2 separate regions of the Homo sapiens genome follow, and region 2 is linked to region 1. The links are chromatin contacts, found by Hi-C or POLR2A ChIA-PET in ENCODE. All regions are on one chromosome and are shown on one strand. Each heading gives the region's core, a stretch centred on a gene start or an enhancer-like site at or near the end of the contact. The rest is flanking DNA. Distances are from core to core; before and after follow the strand shown.

Region 1 (3,598 bases), core at 527-3,026:
CTCCCAGCACGACAGAGGAGGGGACTTCAGAGCCAAGTCCTCAAGACCCTTTTAAGCAGAGGTTGTGCCTTCGTGTGAGCACGTGGCCCCCGGGAGGTCACCTGGAGCCGCCAGGAGAGGCCCGAATGCGCCCCGCCCAACTCACCGGTCCAGGTTGCTGGCTGGCTGGGTCGCAGGCCAGCGAGACAAGATCTTTGAGCGGGTCCTGGGGGTTGAGATGAGGTGGGTAGCGGATGGCCGTGTGGGGGAAGTAGGTGGAGGCCGTCTGGGGTAGGATGGACGTCGTAGGGAAATGCAGAGCGGAGGACGGGTGTGGGCTCCGGGCGATCCCTGCGGAGACAGTGGGAAGCGGGGGTTACTTGGGGGCTCCAGCCGGTCTGCTCTGTGACCGTGTGACTGTGTGTCTGTGGGTGTCATTCCTGCCGGCATCTCAGTGCGTTTAGTAACAATAACCACCAAAAAAACCCAGCAGCACTGACCACATTGACACCCAAATTCCCCGACTCCCACGGCAACCCCACTGGGGCTGTGATATTATCCTTGTGTTTTAATTTAATTTTTTAGTTTTGTAGAGGTGGGGGTCTTGCTATGTTGCCCAGGCAGGTCTCGAACTCCTGGGCTCAAGCGATCCTCCCTCCTAGGCCTCCCAAAGTGCGGGGATTACAGGTGTAACCCACTGAGCCTGGTCTTTTTTTTTTTTTTTTTTTTTTGAGACAGTCACCCAGGCTGGAGTGCAGTGGTATGACCTCAGCTCACTGCAACCTCCACCTCCTGGGTTCAAGCAATTCTGCCTCAGCCTCCCGAGTAGCTGGGATTACAAGTGCACGCCGCCATGCCTGGCTAACTTTTGTATTTTTAGTAGAGATGGGGTTTCGCCATGTTGGCCAGGCTGGTCTTGAACTCCTGACCTCAGGTGATCCGCCCACTTTGGCCTCCCAAAGAGCTGGGATTGCAGGCGTGAGCCACTGCACCTGGCCCCGTCTTTTTTTTTTTTTTTTTAAACAGAGGATGACAGGGTGGCCTTCAGGGGATGTGTCACCTGCCTGGGGCCACACGGCATCAGATGGCAGACCGGGAATTTGAACCCAGCCCATCTGGCCCCACAGTCTACACTATAAATCTAGGGTTGGCAAGCTCTTTCTGCAAATGGCTGAATAGTGATCTTTTTTTTTTTTTTTTAAGAGATAGAATCTCGCTTTGTCACCCAGGCTGGAGTGCAGGGGCATGATCATGGCTCACTACAGCCTTGACCTCCTGACCTCAGGTGATCCTCCTGCCTCGGCCTGAGTAGCACGGACTGCCGGCGTGTGCCACCACGCCTGGTTAATTTTTTGTATTTTTAGTAGAGATGGGGTTTCATCATGTTGCCCAAGCTGGTCTCAAACTCCTGGACTCAAGCAATCCACCCACCTCAGCCTCCCAAAGTGCTGGGATTGCAGGCATGAGCCACTGTGCCCGGCCTAATTCCAGCACATAAAGAAATTCCGTCTCCATCAGCCGTCACTCCTCACCTCCTCCCCCAGCCCCAGCACCCATACATCCCCTTCCTGCCTCTGTGGCTGGCCCTGTCCTGGACATTTCATAGAAATGAGATCACATGCTGTGTGGCCTTTTTGTCTGGCTTCTCTTACTGAGCATGACGTCCTCAAGGTGGCCTGCGTCAGAGCCTCGTGCGTTTTCATGGCTGAGTCATATTCTATTGTGGTGCCTGCCTTTTCCTCTTTCTAAACAGTTCAGTGATTTTTAGTATTTTCACTATTTATAGCAGTCACTCCCTCATCTCCACAGCCTCTGGCCAGATAGTAAATATTTTTGGCTTTTGGCCACGTGGTCTCTGCTGTAATTACTCAGCCCTGCCAAGACAGGGTGAGAGCTGCCACAGGACATATACAAAGACGTGGTCGTGGCTGTTTGCCAATAAAACTTTATTCGTAAGAACAGGCAACCAGGGGGCCAGCGTTTGCTGACCCCTGGCCCAAATGGCTGCTTTGATTTGGGACTGCCTCTCTGTGTGCATGACTGTGTAAAGAACTAAATAGTTGATCACTAGAACATGGGGTGGTAAGCAATATTTGAGGCTTCCTACAATTCACCCCCCTTAATCCCAATGGCAACCATGGAAGGTGATTTTTTGTTTGTTCTGTTTTGTTTTTTTTTGAGATGGAGTCTTGCTCTGTTGCCCAGGCTGGAGTGCAATGGCACAATCTTGGCTCACTGCAGCCTCCGCCTCCCGGGTTCAAGAAATTCTTGTGCCTCAGCCTCCTGAGTAGCTGGGATCACAGGCATGCATCACCACACCGAGCTAATTTTTGTATTTTAGTAGAAACGAGATTTCACCATGTTGTCCAGGCTGGTCTTGAACTCCTGACCTCAGGTGATCCGCCTGCCTCGGCCTCCCAAAGTGCTGGGATTACAGGTGTGAACCACTGTGCCTGGCCGAGATGGAGATGTCTCTTTTTTTTTTTTTGAGATGGAGTCTCGCTCTGTCACCCAGGCTGGAGTGCACTGGCACGATCTTGGCTCACTGCAAGCTCCGCCTCCCGGGTTCACGCCATTCTCCTGCCTCAGCCTCCCAAGTAGCTGGGACTACAGGCGCCTGCCACCACGCCCGGATAATTTTTTGTATTTTTAGTAGAGACGGGGTTTCACCATGTTAGCCAGGATGGTCTCAATCTCCTGACCTCGTAATCCGCCCGCCTTGAAATCCCAAAGTGCTGGGATTACAGGCGTGAGCCACTTGCACTTAGCCTTTTTTTGGAGACAGGGTCTTGCTCTGTCGCCCAGGTTGGAGTGCAATGGCGTGAACTCGCCTCACCGCAACCTCTGCCTCCTGGGTTCAAGCGATTCTCCTGCCTCAGCCTCCCAAGTAGCTGGGACTACAGGCGCATACCACCACACTCGGCTAATTTTTGTATTTTTAGTAGACAAGGGGTTTCACCATGTTGGCCAGGCTGGTCTTGAACTCCTGACCTTGTGATCTGCCTGCCTCGGCCTCTCAAAGTGCTAGAATTACAGGCATGAGCCACCAAGCCTAGCTTTTTTTTTTTTTTTTGAGATGGAATCTTACTCTGTTGCCCAGGCTGGAGTGCAGTGGTGTGATCTCTGCTCACTGCAACTTCTACCTCCCGGGTTCAAGCAATTCTCCTGCCTCAGCCTCCCCAGTAGCTGGGACTACAGGTGCGTGCCACCACGCCTGGCTAATTTTTGTATTTTTAGTAGAGATGGGGTTTCACCATGTTGGCCAGGCTGGTCTCAAACTCCTGACCTCAGATGATCCACCCGCCTCAGCCTCCCAAAGTGCCGGGATTACAGGTGTGAGCCACTGTGCCTGGCCTCATTGGCAGCTTCTGATCCTGCCTGTCCATCAGTGTCTGGGGTTGGAATGGGGGGATTAGATTGAGACGGGGGTGAGGGGAGTGAGGTGAAGTTAGGTTGCAGCCTTTTGTTATACAGGGGGGAAACTGAGGCCCAAAGGGACTGAGTCCAACCTCTCAGCCGGGCTGGAACAAGGCCCTGGGCGCTCTCCACTACGGCACCTCTATGGTTTTTTGCCCACCTAGAAGGCTACAGCAATAGGACTCATGGTCAGACATCCAGT
Region 2 (3,598 bases), core at 1-2,500, 120 kb before region 1:
CCAGGGGTGAGGGGATCTGAGGAACTATGGGCCGAGGTTTGAGTACAGGGTTGGCGTTGACTTCGGTTGTGGGCGTGGCCTCTGCTTGGTGGGCGTGGTTTTCTGCTGGAGAACGGGCCCACAGGACCAAGGGGAGGGTGCCGCCCCCAAGGAGTGGAAGTGGGCGGGACCTTAGAGTGGGCAGAGCTGGCATTGTGCGGTGGGCGGGGCCTGGACTTAGAGTGGCAGAGGACCTGTCAGGGGCGTGGCAGCTGGCACGGGGCGGGGTCTCAGCTTCCAGAGGAAAATGGGCTGTGGGCGGAGCCACAAGCAATTCAAATCCAGCCTGGGGCGGGGCTTCGAGGCTGGGGCGGGAGCCCGGGGCCTCCCCCAGCTCAGCGCAGGGACTCTCACCTCCTCCTCGTGGGACCCCTTCTCGCCCGCGCGTGGACCCTCGCCGCGCTCTTGCTTGACAGTCACCACGAAGCCCCCATGCTGGCCCGGAGCCTTGCCGCCCGCCGGCCTGGAGCCAAGGATACCGCGGTCAGCCCCGTCCCAAGAATCTCCCCTCCCCCAAAAGCCCACCCCAGGGCGTTTTGACCCCCGACGGCGGGGCTGCAGCGAGAGTGCATGAGCCCGAGGAGGCAGGGTCTGATGGGGTCAGTATCCGGGGAAGGTGGGACAAGCGGGGCTCCTGGGAGGGACTGGAGGCCGAGGTGGGGGGTGCAGAATTGGGTGGAGGGAGAAGCCCCCTGACCCAGGTGGGGGAGTCAAGACTCCGGCGGGAGGGACTGGGTCAGGGGTTCAGGAGCTAGGGCTGCAGCCGGGAAAGTAGCGAGGGCGTGGGGAGGGGATCAGTGCACTCACGCGGCGGCCGCGCCGGGCTGCTTGGGGCCGTGGGACATGGCCGCTCCGGGCCGGACCTGGAACACGGACGCGGGCGGAGGTGAGTAGCGCCCGGGCTGCCCGATGGCAGACCGCGAACTGGGGTACCCCGCGATGGAGAGCCCCGGGATGCCGGGCCCGGAGCGCTGGGGGGGCCGGATCCAGGGGCAGGGAAGTCCTCGAGGGCGGGCGCCCCAAGAATCCTTTGTTGGGCGATTGCCCCCCCCGGGAGGCCTGGGCCGGTTTCCCCCGGGCCAGGAAAGACCCCGGCCCGGCCCTGGGACCCCTGCACCCCCGCCCCCTCTCAGGGCCCGGAGTTCCGCGGCTGTTTTCACCTCCAAAGAAACTTTCCCGGACCTCCCGACTGCGCGACGCTCCAACCAACCGCCCGCAGCCCGCCCCCGTCGGCCGCCCCGCCCCTCCCCGCCCCCGGCATGCTAATGAAGGCCTCGGCGAACGGTCCCATTGGGTGAGACCTTCCCCCCGGGCGAGCCCATGCAGATACCGATCGGCGCGCCGGCCGGCGATTGGTTGGGGAGGTTGCTGAGTCGCGTGGGAGGTTGGTAAGGAAGGCTGCGGGCGGTGCGTCAAGTTCGGCTGCGCTCGGCCGCGCTCGGGACCAATCGGGAGCGAGTGGCGGACTTGCCGGGCGGAGCCTCTTAAAGGGCCAGTAGGAGAGGCGCGGACTCCTCCTCCCTCTCTGAAGGCAAGACTCCCAGCCGCTGCCGGATGGGGCGACCGGCGGATCCGGGTCGGGCCCCGCCCCGGTTGCCATGGGGACGGAGGTGGGTTGCTAGGGTTAAGGTCCTGCGAGGCAGTCCCCAGCCCTAGGCAAGGTGGGACCTGTTCTTAACATCCTGCAAAACCTAGCGGAGAAGTTTCCTATGTATTTACTCAGTTTAGAGCCCCCGACGTCCGGATCCGAGGGCTTCTGGCCATAGGGGCTGCTCTCCCTCTGGGGTCTCGGCTTTCCCCCCTGTGCAACGGGGACATCACACGATATCCAGGACAGAGAGACTGGGATGCTGGGAAGCTGAGAACTGGGTGTGGGTCAGGCAGGGGGTGGGGTTGGGAGCTGGGCTGGAAGTGTTTGGGGAAAGATGGTGGTGAAGGGAGATGGCAAGGACTTCGTGAGGATGGGTCAGGAGGCTCCGCTCTGGTGGATCAGGGACCTCCCAGCAGCAGTCTAGGCTTCTGGCCCAAGTTGGGGCTGCTCACCTCCTCTTTTGTTTTTGAGACGGAGTCTCACCCTGTCGTCCAGGGTGGAGTGCAGTGGCTGGATCTCGGCTCACTGCAACCTCTGCCTCCCGGGTTCAAGCAATTCTCTGCCTCACCCTCCCGAGTAGCTGGGATTACACGCGCCTGCCACCACGCCCGGCTAATTTTTGTATTTTTAGTAGAGACAGGGTTTCACCATCTTGGCCAGGCTGGTCTTGAACTCCTGACCTCGTGATCCACCCGCCTCGGCCTCCCAAAGTGGTGGGATTACAGACGTGAGCCCCCACGCCCGGCCCACTTCCTCTTCCTCAAGTCCGCTTAAATGTCACTTGCTCAGCCAGGCCTTCTCTGATTTTTTTTTTGCCTCCATAAGTCGGCTTCTCCCTGTGGCCTGCCTGTTTGGTTCACAGCATTGCCCATGGTGGATGCTCAATACACATTCATTGAATCCTTCAGATGTCTAGGAGGCAGATGCAGCTGCTTTGGAAAACAGACTGGCATTTCCTCAAAGGGTTAAATAAATGTGGAATCACCATGCAATTCAGCAGTTCACTCCTAGGAATATACTCCAGACAACTGAAAACAGGTGTTCAAACAAAAGCGTGTACACAAGCGTCGGTAGCAGCGTGATTCATAATAGCCAAAAAGTGAAAACAACTCAAACGTCTGCTAATGATGCATGGATCGATGACGGGATATATCCTTACAACAGAATATTATCCGCCATGGGCCGGGCGCAGTGGCTCACGCCTGTAATCCCAGCACTTTGGGAGGCAGGCGGATCACTTGAGGTCAGGAGTTCGAGACCAGCCTGGCCAACATGGTGAAACTCCAGTTCTATTAAAAATACAAAAACTAGCCAGGCGTGGTGGTGCACGCCTGTAATCCCAGCTACATGGGAGGCTGAGGCAGGAGGATCCCATGAACTGGGAGGCAGAGGTTGCAGTGAGCCAAGATTGTGCCACTGCACTCCAGCCTGGGCAACAGAGCAAGACTACGTCTCAAAAAAAAAAAAAAAGAATATTATCAGCCATAAAAAAAAGGAGCGAGTCTCTGACACAAGTCACAGCATGGATGTACCTAGAAGACATCACACTCAGTGAGAGACGCCAGACACAAAGGTCACACAGTGTGTGATCAGAATGTTCAGGAAAGGCCCATCCACAGAGACAGGAGGGGGACGTGTGGGTGCCAGTGGGTGGGGAATGACCACTGAGAGGGATGCGGTTTTCATTTGGGTGATGAAAGTATTTTACAATTTGATTTCAGTGATGGCTGCGTGACTCTGGAAATATATTACAAACCATGGAATTGTATGCTCTAAATGGGTGCATTATATGTGAGTTAAGTCTCAATAAGCCCATTGTCCTAAGATGCAGCCCGGGGCTGAGGAAGAGGAGCTGGCCCTGGAATCTGGACGGTTCCACACGCCAGACCTGGCTCTGTTGCTTAATCAGCTCTCTGACCTCCCAGGCCTCCCCTGTGTCTCTCTGCTCACTTAAAAATAGTCTAGGTG

The links. A loop is a pair of places that touch in the nucleus more often than their neighbours do. ChIA-PET counts read pairs that join two places held with the same protein, here RNA polymerase II (POLR2A). Pooled maps may share reads with other maps.
Region 2: a loop to region 1 is called in a pooled map, with 3 times the contacts of the local background. The contact joins the promoter of HMG20B here to the enhancer-like site in region 1. A Hi-C loop is called at or near these places in 2 of 50 pooled maps. POLR2A ChIA-PET finds 5 or more read pairs at or near these places in 2 of 52 experiments (B cell and activated CD4-positive, alpha-beta T cell).

The regions. Positions count from the first base shown.
Region 1 is chr19:3,449,214-3,452,811 of GRCh38, reverse strand. NFIC (nuclear factor I C) reads right to left here. Exons shown (of 11, transcript NM_001245002.2): 8 at 146-330. Among named protein-coding and RNA genes, the nearest start is that of SMIM24, 30 kb to the left of the region's middle. Within about 2 kb of position 1,776, at least 22 of the 41 ENCODE cell types and tissues checked have a DNase peak (open chromatin) inside an H3K27ac peak, as active enhancers do.
Region 2 is chr19:3,570,596-3,574,193 of GRCh38, reverse strand. It overlaps HMG20B (high mobility group 20B), which reads right to left and starts at 1,250. Exons shown (of 10, transcript NM_006339.3): 1 at 1,200-1,250; 2 at 847-902; 3 at 394-502. The coding sequence starts at 884. LOC124904618 (a long non-coding RNA gene) reads left to right here and starts at 377. Exons shown (of 2, transcript XR_007067101.1): 1 at 377-1,649; 2 at 2,539-3,407. RefSeq lists silencers at 984-1,073, 1,094-1,143, 1,164-1,303 and enhancers at 1,484-1,573, 1,468-2,035, 2,036-2,604.